2 separate regions of the Homo sapiens genome follow, and region 2 is linked to region 1. Evidence: chromatin loops called from intact Hi-C (ENCODE). Cell type or tissue: heart left ventricle. All regions are shown on one strand. Each heading gives the region's core, and the rest is flanking DNA. Links, peaks and the distances in the headings are about the cores only. Region 1 overlaps PDE8A (phosphodiesterase 8A). Region 2 overlaps ALPK3 (alpha kinase 3).

Region 1 (5,000 bases), core at 1-5,000:
ATCAGACAATATGATGGTGTTGATTTGCATTTTAATATTGAAAAGTAAAACTTTTTGTAAATATGGTTTACAGATATATGAAACAAATTATTAGAAGTTTTGATTTCGTTTGCCTAACTGATCTAACATCATTTAGATGTGGTATTAGAAGGCAAAGTTATTATGTTACAAATCTTGATTAGGGGTGGGTGAGAAAGAAAATAGATATATAATTCCAACCTCTGTAAAATTTCTACTCCCCTCTACCCTCCCTATCCCTTGCCTGCTTTGTTTTTATTTCTTAGCTCCCAATCACCATTTGGTATACTACATATTTTATTATCTATCTTCTTTTTTGTCTGTTTCTCCCACTGGAATACAGAGTTCTATAACAACAGGGATTTACCTGCTTTATTCATTACTATATTCCCAACACCCAAAACAGTGTCTAGTACATGGTATTCAAAAAATATTTTGGAATTAATGTGCAGTCAACAGCTAATCTTTTTAAACCAATCATTTATCTAGAAATTATACTCATACCAGCTTATTACATAAATATATGTATGTAATACAGGACTTGTAGTTTTCAGAGTAATTTCATAGGTACTTTATTCCATTAAGAAACAGAAAGAATGGCTGGGCGTGGTGCCTCACGCCTGTAATCCCAGCACTTTGGGAGGCCGAGGCGGGCAGATCACCTGAGGTCAGGAGCTCAAGACCAGCCTAGCCAACATAGTAAAACCCTGTCTCTACTAAAAATACAAAAATTAGCCAGGTGTGGTGGGTGCCTGTAATCCCAGCTACTCAGGAGGGATTGAACCTGGGAGGCAGAGATTGCACTGAGCTGAGACAGAGCCACTGTACTCCAGCCTGGGTGACAGGGCGAGACTCTGTCTTAAAAAAAAAAAAAAAAAAAAGAAACAGAAAGAAGAATCTTACGAAGAGCCTAAGTCCTAGGAACTACAAAACAATCATATGATCGATCTCTTTTTTTCCTTCATCCTTTTATTAGAAACAGAAAGTTATCCTGGGGTCAATTTACATTAATTGTATACAAAACCCAGGAACTGCAGTAAAGACATAAATCCAATTTTGGTCTGAACCATACTATCCCTTCAGGCTTTCCATGTACAACCAGTGACCATCTGTTTCTCTCTCTGGACAAAGAGAAATAATGTGATCAAAGGGACACAGCCTGGAAAGAGTCAGGAGATACCAGTTCTTAGGTGTGGAAGAGTCTAAATCCAGACACTTGTGGACCACCTATTACTGTAAGACAAGTGCAGTGCTAGATACTAGGAGTACAAAGAACCTAATCCTGTCCCTTGGGTAGCAGGAGAGGAAAATGCAAATAACAACATGGTCCAGTCAGTTTTAATAGAAAAAAGTATCTAACACGTAAATACTTTGGATCCAATCATATTTAAGTCCAATTTAGTTCTTACCTTATGAGCAAGGTAAGCTCATTAACTCCATTTTATTGATGAAGAAGCTGACACTCAGAGAAGTATGGTCAAATAGTTGGTAAGCAGTAGTTGCAGGAATGGGACCCAGTTCTGTCTGAATTTAATTCCTGTGATCTTTTCATGCTCTATTAGGAAAAGTCTAAAATAACCTGGCCGTAATCTGTATCTAGCTGGAAAAAGATCAAGAAACTGGAAAACAGCATTTATCCTTCTGACAGATCTTTACTGAACATCCACTATGTGCCAAATGGTCTCCTAGGCATTGAGGATTCAATAGACAGCAAGACAGACAATATCTCTGATTAACAACAGGGAAAGATGTGATGGAGAGTAACTGAATCAGAGTCAAGGAAGGCCCCTCTGAGGCAGCAATGCAGGAGGTGAGATCTGAATGACAGGAAGTAGCCAACCATGCAAGAGGTGGAGGAAGGAGTACCAGGCAGAGGAACAGCTAGTGCACAGGACCTACAGTGGAAATAAGGTGGGACACTGGAGGAAACAAAGAGGAAGAAGGTCAAGAGATGAGGTTACAGCTAAGCAGGGGCCATACAAAGAAGGTCATGAGATGAAGTTACAGCTAAGCAGGGGTCATACGATGCAGAGTTTTCTAAGGCAGGACAAGACATTTGAATTTTATTCTAAATTTCATGAAAAGCCGCTTAAAGGTTTTATACAAAGAAGTGACATAATCTGATTCTTCTTTCTAAAAAAGATGTCTTTGGCTGCCAATGGAGAATGAACTACGGGAGGATGAGAGTAGAGGCAAGGCCAATAAGGAAGCTTCTGCAGTAGTCCAAACAAGAGAAGATGGTGGCTTGGCCTGGGGCCGGCCACAGAGATAAACAGATTTAGGATGTGTTTTGGAGAGAGTGATCAGGACTTGCTGATGGACAGGACACTGATTCCATCACTAAGATCCACTGATTCCTAGACCAGAGTTCTGATTATCTGATTTGCAGTTTTCTATCATTGTGGCATGGAAATTTGGGGCTCTGCAAGGCATCTTAGTAGCAACTGATGTGCATCTGCTTGGTCCTTTCCAGATCCACCCACAAGATGGCACCAAGGTCTACTCTTGAGGCAAAGTTCTCAGCTGCTTTCCCTGGTTCTTCTCCCAGACTCTTTATCTGTCCCCCACTGTCATAGTCTCTTTCCTCCCCCTACCTGTTCCTGATTTTCCCATCAGTCGATTTAAACAGTAAATATTTACTGTGAACCTTGTGTATGTTACCCTGACTGATTGCAAATTCTAGTTATATACTGGGGTGAAATCATGCACATCCTTTTTTCCCAAACCCGTAGTGTTGGGCAAAAAATGATATCCAGATTAAATAAGCTATTTCAAGTAGTTACCACAATGCCTGACAATGAGTAAATGCCCAATAAATTCTAAATATCTACAGCAAATATTTTCCAAGAAGCTTTTGCTATGAAATTATAATTCTATAATGCACATACATATTACAAGGCATTTTTTTAAACTGTATTTTTCCAAAGCACTATTTCTTTCAGAACACACTGGCTGGGTGTGGTGCCTCACGCCTGTAATCCCAGCACTTTGGGAGGCCAAGGTGGGTGGATCACAAGGTCAGGAGTTCGAGACCAGCCTGGCCAATATGGTGAAACCCTGTCTCTACTAAAAATACCAAAAATTAGCTTGGCGTGGTGGTGGGCACCTGTAGTCCCAGCTACTCAGGAGGCTGAGGCAGGAGAATCACCTGAACCCGGGAGGCAGAGGTTGCAGTGTGCCAAGATCACACGACTGCACTCCAGCCTGGGCGACAGAGTAAGACCCTGCCTCAAAAAAACAAACAAACAAACAAACAAACAAACAAAAAACCATTAATTTCATGATACCTTGAAATACTGTACAAAGTAGGATCTAGTTCTTAAATATCGTATTAACGTATTAAATACAGGGGACAAATGTAAGTTTTCCCGAAATGTTAAAATTACCTTTGAAAGTAAAACTAGTAAGAATTAACCCATAGAAAAATGAGAATAGTCAACTATAGGAGAGATAACCCAATCCGAGATCTTCTTCAAACATGTCACTGAGATCTGAGGATCCTCAAATCCAATGTGGCAATCTGAGGTATAAAATCATGGAGGCCAGACTAGAATCTACCTCTTCCCTCCACCCTCCCAAAAGACAAAACTGATCACTTGCCTATTCATCTGTCAGAATGAAAAGGGGGGTCTACAGGCTGCCCCAGGGAGCAGGGAGCCAAAGGTTGAGAACTCAGTGCTATTTATTTAACTCCCTTCTAAAGAAAAACTGAATTCAGCAGGCATGGGTGATATGGATACCAAATCAATTGATTAACAAATTAGCAGCATGCCTCTCTCTCAGATGAATCTATTTCAGGAATATTTACATTTGTCAATCATGTTTCTGTAACACACTGTATATTCAGACAGAGAGCCTTGTCTGGAGGTTCTACAGCTGTTTGCCTGCATACCTGATCACTACTAGCATCCTGACTGCAAAGGCCAGCCTAGGTTTTATTGGGTTGGCTAATGAGCTTTAATGAGATTTAAGGAGATTACAATGAGAATGACAATCCACACAATCGAATTATCTAGAATCACCCACAGTTCCCATAACCCGTATTCTGGAGGTTAGACAGATATGGGGTTTGAACTGTGACCCTTTCTGAAAAACTGTGAGTTTCTTCACTTTGCTAAGCTTCACTTGGAAAATAGTGATTGTGAAGATTAAATGAGTAACAGATATGAAGCACTCTGTGCAGTACCCGCCACACAGTTAAGTGCTCCATAATGTATAGCCATTACTACTGGAAGTGGATGCACAACCATTCATAAAGCCCCTACTTTGGTTCTAGAACAAAGAAGGCATCCTTGACCAGGTAGGGAAGCTAAACATGCTATCTCTGTCATAGCTTTGGGTAGAAAGTGAGTTTTGAGACTGAAAGCTATCTGAAAAAAATCTGCAACAAAGAGTAAATTGTTAACCCCAGCCTCCTTCTTGTATTAAACCATCGGACCTTCTGAATGCTGTCCTCAACCTGAGGCTGTACTGTTAAAACCATCTCTTGGCTGGGCATGGTGGCTCATGCTTGTAATCTCAACACTTTGAGAGGCTGAGGCAGGAGCATCACTTGAGCCCAGGAGTTCAAGACCAGCCATAGCGAGATGCTGTCTCTACAAAAAATTAGCTGGGCACGGTGGTACATACCTGTAGTCTAAGACCAGAGAGGCTGAAGTGAGAGGATCAATTGAGCCAAGGAGTTTGAGGCTGCAGTGAGCTATTATTGCACCACTGCACTCCAGCCTGGGTGACAGAACAAGACCCTGTCCCCTCAAAACAAAAAACAAAAAAACAAAAAACAAACCTCTGAGTCTTCTTTTAAGAGGGCTATACAAGTATCTCAGCAACTAGCAACTGGCCTATACTATTTTTTATTAAAAAAAAAAAATTGGTTTCTTTAAAGTTTCTTTTTGGAATTTTACTACTAATTATGTCTAATTCTAAATTTCAAATAATCATCTCAGAAAAATCAAGGAAGTCATTTGCTTACGTTCAAAAGA
Region 2 (7,605 bases), core at 1,482-6,481, 180 kb after region 1:
GGGGAGCCTCCAGCAGTGGCAAAGTGTAAACTTCAAGGAGGGCCTAGGTTGCCAGGCACTTGGAGGTGGGGACTGCTTGAGGCCCGGGAGCCCTGGGTGACAGTGGCACCAGAAGAGGCCAGTGGGCTATGTGCCATGCACCAAAGCCATCTGATGACGAGCTGATTCACGAGAGCCTGCTCAGAGAGGTCCCCAAGTGGTGTCTCCTTCGTGCACCTTCTCCAGTTAGTTCCATATTTGGAAAGTCTCCATCCAGTTCAAGCTGCTTCCTGGTTGGTCTGCTGCTGGGTGGAGGCCCCCAGCCTCTGCGGAGGCTACCGCATGCCCTGGGCCTTGGAGCCCTCCTCTTGGGTGGGAGGCTGTCCCAACAACTGAGTGGTGACTGGCTCTGAGGCCTGAGGGGTGGCCTTGGAACTTGGAGCACTCTTCCGGGTGCCCTGAGGACTAGGGAGGCCTTTCTTCTGGGGCTGAGGACTCAGCTGGGAGCCTTTCCTGCCAGCAGATGGACTCTTAGAGCCTTTGGCTTTGGCTTGGGGGTGGGCCGCCTCCGGGCCCTTGAGAGGTGTCAGCCCCAGCAGCTCACAGTAGGCATTGCACTGGTGGGAGGAGGCGAACCGGTCCAGCAGGGCAGGGAAGCAGCTTTCCTTGAGGCCCTGGTATCTGCAGCCAGACAGGAAGAGCTGAGTGGGGGTCCCAACCAGAGACACAGTTCCTTGGGGGGCGGACTCTGGGGTGGCCATCATCAGGATGTCGTGCTCAGGGTACATCCTACCTTATCTGAGGGTGATGGGGACTCTCCCTTGGTGCTACCTCAGGTGGCAGCAGCCAAAACCTCAGTTTTTCTTTTTAAAAAAATAGAGACAGAGTCTCTCTACTTGGCCCAGGCTGGTCTCAAACTCCTGGGCTCAAGAAATCCTCCCTCCCCAGCCTCCCAAAGTGCTAGGGTTAGAGGCGTGAGCCACCATGCCTGGCCCAAGGCCTCAGTTTTAAAACTGTGGTCTCATTACACCCTGACACATGGAATCCATCACGCAGGACTTTAAATGGCATAAGAATGGCTTAGCTTCTGAACATAAATTGGAGCAGACTCGAGGTCCGCACTCTCATCACAGGACCCTTACTCATCGGCACCTTGGCAACCATCCTCAAGCGAGAGGGGAGGAGTATGTGAGAGCTCTGGATTGCAGGGGACCCCATGTGTGGCATCAGTAATAGCTGCCACACCAGGCCAGAGATAAGGGGTGGGGACCAGTAGCCCCTAGGATGTTACCACATGGCCATGGGTGTGTCTGGGACCACTTGGCCCCAGGCCCAGCACCTCAGGGATGGAGAACCAGAAGGGCTTAGGACATTTTACACCCTGAGAAGACGCCCAGAGGGCATTCTGTCCCCAAGAACCACTCACCCTCGGAGTTTGGTAGCAATCTGCACATCAGTCATCTTCCAGTCAACCCCTGAAAAGAGAGAAAGTTGGGAGTTGATGCCAGTCTGGGCTGGCTCTAAGCCCCCACATCTCCAGCAGGAAGATATACTGGGTGGCTTAGAACCATGTCTCTTCCTGCTGGAGACATGGGGGCTTAGAACCAGCCCAGGCTGGCATCAACTTCCTGGGTGTCAGTGCAGGTGTGTCTTCAAGCATCTTCTCATGGGTCATCACCACCAGCCTGTCTCACAGCATGCAGGTCTCTGGATTATTACTAGGAATAATATTCATATTTTTACAAGTGAGGAGGATAGGCTCAGAGTTAAATGGCTTGAGCAAAGTCATACTCACTCATTCAATAATTGAGCTCTGGCCATGTGCAATGGCCATTTGACTTAAAATAAGGGTTCCGTTTTTTTGGATTCCTAGAGCCAAAACTCTTCCAGCTATGCAATCCTGCCTCTACTGGATCAGACCAGGTCACAACCTGGACCAGCCTCTAGCTTTGAGCTAAAACCTTCATCCTCTGAACAGATCAGTAGTCTGTCCAGACAAAAGAGAGGGATGGGAATGAGAGGATAAATCAGGGGTAGACCAGCAGAAATGCAACACTACAGAAGACTGGCTTCTGCACTACTTACAAAGGCAGCAAGCAAGCAAGAAGCCAAGATGGTCTTCCAGGTTAAGCCTTGGAAGGGCAGAGCCAGGCAAAATGATGATAGAGAAAAAACGTTTTCACTGTGCTCAGGCCACCCAGGTATCTTAGTATTCACACATTAGGTTTAGGATGCTCTTTCCCCCATTTTCAATCTGTCCAGAGCATTTTGCTAGGAACCTGCCTTTCACTAACAGGGCTGAGTACCATCATATGATAGACAATAACAAATGTGGCCTCTGGAGTCAGACAGACCTGGATTTACATTTCAGCTCTACCACTTCTGAGCTGTGGGTACTCGACAAGTCACTTCATATCTCTAATCTTCAAGTGTAAAGGTGAGGATAGTAATGACCATCTTACAGAGTATTGAGAAAATCATAATATGTGTAGGACTCTAACTTAGTGTCTGAAACATAGGACTAATGTGATAAATATTGATTTATTTGTCATTTCTCTTTTGGCATTCATAGCATTCCATTTTGTGTAAAAATGATGATCTCTCTCATTTGCACAGAATTTTAGTTTGCAGCAGGTTTTCACAAATATGGTCTCACTTAATCCTCATGAAAAATCTGAGTGCTAGGTAGGAAAGACATTATTCCTAGAAAGGGAAAGGAAACTGAAGCTCAGAGAGATTGAATGACCTAACCAGGGTGAGCTTCAGTTTTCTTCTTTGTAAAACAGACTCAGCTAGAAGAGAATGGGGCTTTGACTTAAATCAAATTTATTTTTTTCTTTATTATTTTTTTGAGATGGAGTCTCACTCTGTTGCCCAGGCTGGAGTGCAGTAGTGCAATCTTGGCTCACTGCAACCTCTGCCTCCCGGGTTCAAGCAATTCTCAAGCCCTGCCCTCCCAAATAGCTGGAATTACAGACAGAATTTTTGTATTTTTAGCAGAGATGGGGTTTTGCTGTGTTGGCCAGGCTGGTTTCGAACTCCTGGCCTCAAGTGGTCCACCTGCCTCGGCCTCCCAAAGTGCTGGGATTACAGGCGTGAGCCTCCGCGCCCAGCCGACTTTAAAGCCTTTCTACTATGCCACGTTATCGTCTCACAGTAGAAACTGGTCTACTCATCACAGCTTCTTGAGGACGATGACATTCCTAATTCAACTTTTTATTTTTTCAATATTTAGTAATGGTTGGATGGAAAAAGGATGGAAGCATGAGTTTATAAGTTAACAAATAGGTTGACTGATAATGGCTTAATGTTACCTAGCCCGCCCTCCCCCCAGTATATGGAGCTATATATATAATAATTATCGTACAATTTAACCCCAGTGAAACACACATTTGAGTCCGTTTTATATCTCTGGTCTCTAGTTTTCTCACTTATTTACCACAGAGACAAGATTTAATGATGTGTGATATTCCCAGCAACCTCTCCTTCCCCTGAGCATTTTCTCTGTTCCTCTCCTCTGTCCAGTTCTGCTTAATGACAGTAGGCCTGCAGAGAGCTGGTTGAAGAAGGAAGGAGGGTTCATGCCTGCTGGCCTTCCTTTGTTGGGGAGTTCTGGGTAATGGGGGGCGTAGGAATAAAACTAAAAAGAAGCTAGACTAAGTTGCTTTACATAACGAAAAGCTAACAAAGATGGAGGAGGAGGAGAGACAGTAAAGCTACTGGGCTAAAATGGAAGGGAGAGTTTGGGAAGCTTGGAGAGTGAGAAAGTCTAGAGCAAAGCTGCAGGGAAGGGAAGAAGGGAGGTTTTTGAAAAGGGTGGTTGTGGGTTTTGAATTAGACCCCATGTAATGGTCTTTGAAATAAATTCCTTTTTACTTTTAATTGAGCCTGGACTGTGCTCCTTTAAATGCAGCTGCAGTGATAGACTGGGCTACATGAGGTATGTATTAGGGTTGCGAGCAAAATGTTCCGTGTCCAATCTACTTTACAAGATTATTGTGAAAAGCAAAAAAGAATAAAGACAAAGGTGCTTTGTAAACGATCAGCCAAGCACTATGGCTTTGCCTCCTCTGCATGCTTTCACATCCATGCACATGCGTACCCGTGCACCCTCACACCCTCGTACCTGCCAAGTCTGTGACAAGGAAGCTGCCATTTGTCCACTGATACAGCCAGTGTTGGAAGGTCTGGCATTTCTGCATGGCCTCAGAGCTGCCAGATGCTGTCGGAGCCTCAGCACAGCCCCATTCCCGAGAACAGTAAGACTCCAGGGGCTTGCCCAGGTCTTCCTCCAGGGTAGCATATGGGATATTGTTTGCAGGCCGGTAGATCAGATACAGTGGGATGATCCTAAACATAGTTTCACCCTGCAGTAAGCAGGAAGTATGGCCCAGAGAGCTCCTCCCTCCCACCCAATTCTGTATTCTTGGACCTAAAAGAAGGGCCCTTCCAAGAATGTAATTCTCAGCTCCGAGCCCAAAGGACAGCAAAGGAAAGCAGCTCCACCCTGAGTTTGGGAAAGGAAATGGATATTTTTGGCTTCAGAGTCCTGTCCATTCTCTTGGTCAGTGGGATTAGAACCAAACCCTGCTATGGGCATAGGCAGACTGTGTGGCTTGGGTGAGGGATTGAGGCATGTATGTGTCAAACAGAAGGAGCACCTTTAGAGAGGATTCAACCAGATTGTGGCTCTCTGCCAGTGGGACCCCAGGTATGCAAAGGTCAGAGTTCAAGTCTCAAAATGCAAACAATTGCCATTTATAGCTGACTCCTACAAAAATCCACACTGACCCTGCCTGCATACCACGGAAGTGTCCTGATCAGTCTGCCTAGCTTAACCCACCCCATCACCTTCATGGAGTCCCAGAAATTGCTGTGTCCAAACTCTGCAATCAGCAACATCTGCACTAAAGAATGAGGAACCGGGGTGGGCGGGACTCAAGTCCAGAGCAGAGGCTTTTCTCAAGTGGAGAGTAAATGAGGTCTCTATTTCTACATTTTGTGAGGCCACTGAGCTGAGCATGGGGCTGTGAGCCTATTTGCACATGGGCATAACGCAGGATGCCCCTGGGAGGCTGTGAAATCACTGTCTTTGCAGAAGCCCAAGGCAACAGTGCTGCACACTGCACGTCCTCCTCGCTGCGTACTTACTCAGGCACCTCCCCAAAGCCAGGCGCGGCCCGGGCTTCTGCTGCGAAGATTTTGCAGTACTCCCGACTCATGTTCTGGATCTTGCACCCCTGTGGATGAGGGAACCAAATGTGGTGAGCAAAGAAATTCCTCAGTCCTCCACTGTGTCTACCCCTAAGTGAGTGGGCTACCTATTCTGTTAGGGGACTGAGAGGAGGATTCCAGCCCTGGGGGAGGAAGGGCTTACTCCTCCCTGCTCCCCACTCTGCATCTCATTTTCCTCTTTTGTATAACAAGCGGCTTTGGACTTCTTTTCAAACTGAGGTTTTCGAAGTGATTTCTGAACTATTTTTGGGAGTCCTTATGGTATGTGACAGTGTCCCAGAGACCACTCTGTGTAGAGCCAGGAAGACTGCCCACCCCACCCACAGCACCCCCCTTTTATCTCACATATAAACAAGGCTTCCATGAGAGATTATGTATGGGGCAGGGGGAAGGTTTCTGCTGCAAACATAGAGTTTGAAAACTATGGCCCAAGTCGTTTTGAAGCTCTCAAGCTCTCTGAGGCCAAGCATCTGAATTCTGGGCTGCATCTCAGGCTTTCCACAAGGTCCTCCTAGGAGCCTCATAAGGTTGAGACTGAGATGCCTTCTGCCTCGATACTGGGCATCCTAACAGGACCTGGGCTGGGAAAGGGGAGGGGGTGAGAGAATAAAAGAATGGGGTGTGAAGATGGGACATAGTACCTGGATGGTGACGTCGTAGTTTCTGCCCACAAGAGAAGTCTCACTGCTGGGCCCAAACACAAGCAGGCTGGACACCTTGATGATGCACGTGCGGCCCGACTCGAAGATGGGTTCCAGCCCGTAGATGACCTTGGCCTGGGAGGCCTTCCGAAGGCCACACCCATATCCACCCCCTCGGAGCTCCTCGCTTACCAGTCGCCCAAAGAGCTTGTCCCCCCAGCAGCCAGAGTCAGCCAGACCCTTAGCAAACACCATAGGGGTCATCTCAATCTCTTCTCCAACTGAAGGGGAACAGGAGAAATGTGGGAGACCAGGAGCTCCTGTCTCACCAATGTGGGGCTCACAGGGAAGGAAAAGGCCAGAAGAGCCTCCCACCCTGCCAACCTGCTGGGCTCACTTTCCGTCCACGCCTGCTCTTTGGGCACATTAAGTCCCCACCAGACTATGAGCTCCTTGGGGCAGAAACTCTATTTGATTCAACCCCTGCCATCTAGCGGTACCCATGTGGTATCCATCACATAACCCCTGCCTTCCACAAATGCGTCCTAAGCACTGTCCAAACACAGTGCTCAGGATGTGTTTGTGGAAGGCAGGGGTTTTCTGTGGCAACAATAATCAATACAGAATACCAGAATTACTTTGTTTTGGAATTCGTTGTTTTGATCAGATGAATACATGACTCCATTTCAACCAACACGTTTGACTGAAACAAAAAGTTTGCAGGACCAATCCAGCAGCAATGAGCACCCCTAATGCTCAAATTGTGACCGCTAAATATAATTTCCCATTAAAGGGAAACCAGAGCTTTCTAAAGAAATGGTTGATTCCAGGTCTAGGCAGAAAGTGTACAGCAAGGACCTGAAATATCGTGTGAATCCAGAAAGCAAGAGAGCTAGCAAAAGCTATTAGAGACTTGGCAGAAGGACACAGGGGCCAACCTGAAGGGGCTCCCTTGGGCCAAAAAGGAAACAATCTTGGCAACAAAAATAATTACTGCAACATATTGAACATATCAAATATGTTAAAAATCCATGTATTCATAGTTGCAACAACAAAAAAAAGAATCCAATCTCCTCCCTCAAAAAATAAACCTCACTGGTCACCTATGGAAAACGGTAGGGTAGGGCACCAACTCGTTATTCTAAATTCTAGTAACTAAAGGGAAAAGAGCAAGTATTTATCCTTCATTTCCTGTTGGAACTTAACGTATTGGGATAACCAAATAATCATCCCTTTTTTACAGAAAAAAATCAGCTAATGAATGAAGAAGAAAAGACCAAATTAAACTATCTCCATGTTGCAACTGCTAATGAAATAATAGATTTAGGCAATAATCAGTGACTGCCAAAACCCCTAGATAACAATAGGGTTTGTATCAGATTGTTTTTAACTTTAAAAGGGGATGGATCACACAGATGCACCTGAATGAACCCAGTGACCAACCTTAACATTACTAAAAGTGAAACAATCTGACAGTATGTGCCTCCAGATAGGATGCAAAAGGTATACACAGCACCTGTGAGTTATTCTTGCCCCTCCTCCAAAAAAAAAAATCACACCTGAATCTGACCAAACCTCTAAATCTGATTACCAATTTGGAAGAAGCATTTAACATGTTAAATGGGAACACAATCAACAAAATCCAGAATGTTAGAAATTCTATACCAGTGACTTTAACAAACATATGGCAAAGGAAGAAAACAAATAAAGTAGGAGGAACTGTTAAATATTAAGAGAGACTTGGGAGCTG

What was found. A loop is a pair of places that touch in the nucleus more often than their neighbours do. Peaks named below come from ENCODE experiments on the same cell type or tissue, not always from the same donor. Only the 100,000 strongest peaks of a DNase experiment are listed, where the experiment ranks them.
Region 2: a loop joins it to region 1, with 2.4 times the contacts of the local background. A loop is called at or near these places in 3 of 110 quality-filtered maps.

Annotation. Positions count from the first base shown.
Region 1 is chr15:85,041,965-85,046,964 of GRCh38, reverse strand. The region is part of intron 1 of PDE8A (phosphodiesterase 8A); the gene reads right to left. Among named protein-coding and RNA genes, the nearest start is that of PDE8A, 63 kb to the right of the region's middle. RefSeq lists an enhancer at 2,429-2,508. In heart left ventricle, for the core only: a CTCF peak has its summit at 2,495 (motif pointing right); no DNase peak of the experiment used is centred there; H3K27ac peaks cover 1,599 bases.
Region 2 is chr15:84,861,166-84,868,770 of GRCh38, reverse strand. It overlaps ALPK3 (alpha kinase 3), which reads right to left. Exons shown (of 14, transcript NM_020778.5): 10 at 5,856-6,136; 11 at 5,131-5,219; 12 at 4,106-4,329; 13 at 1,406-1,454; 14 at 1-660. The coding sequence ends at 315. Among named protein-coding and RNA genes, the nearest start is that of SLC28A1, 20 kb to the left of the region's middle. RefSeq lists enhancers at 4,582-5,081, 5,082-5,583, 6,152-6,653. In heart left ventricle, for the core only: a CTCF peak has its summit at 4,488; no DNase peak of the experiment used is centred there; H3K4me3 peaks cover 615 bases; H3K27ac peaks cover 1,218 bases.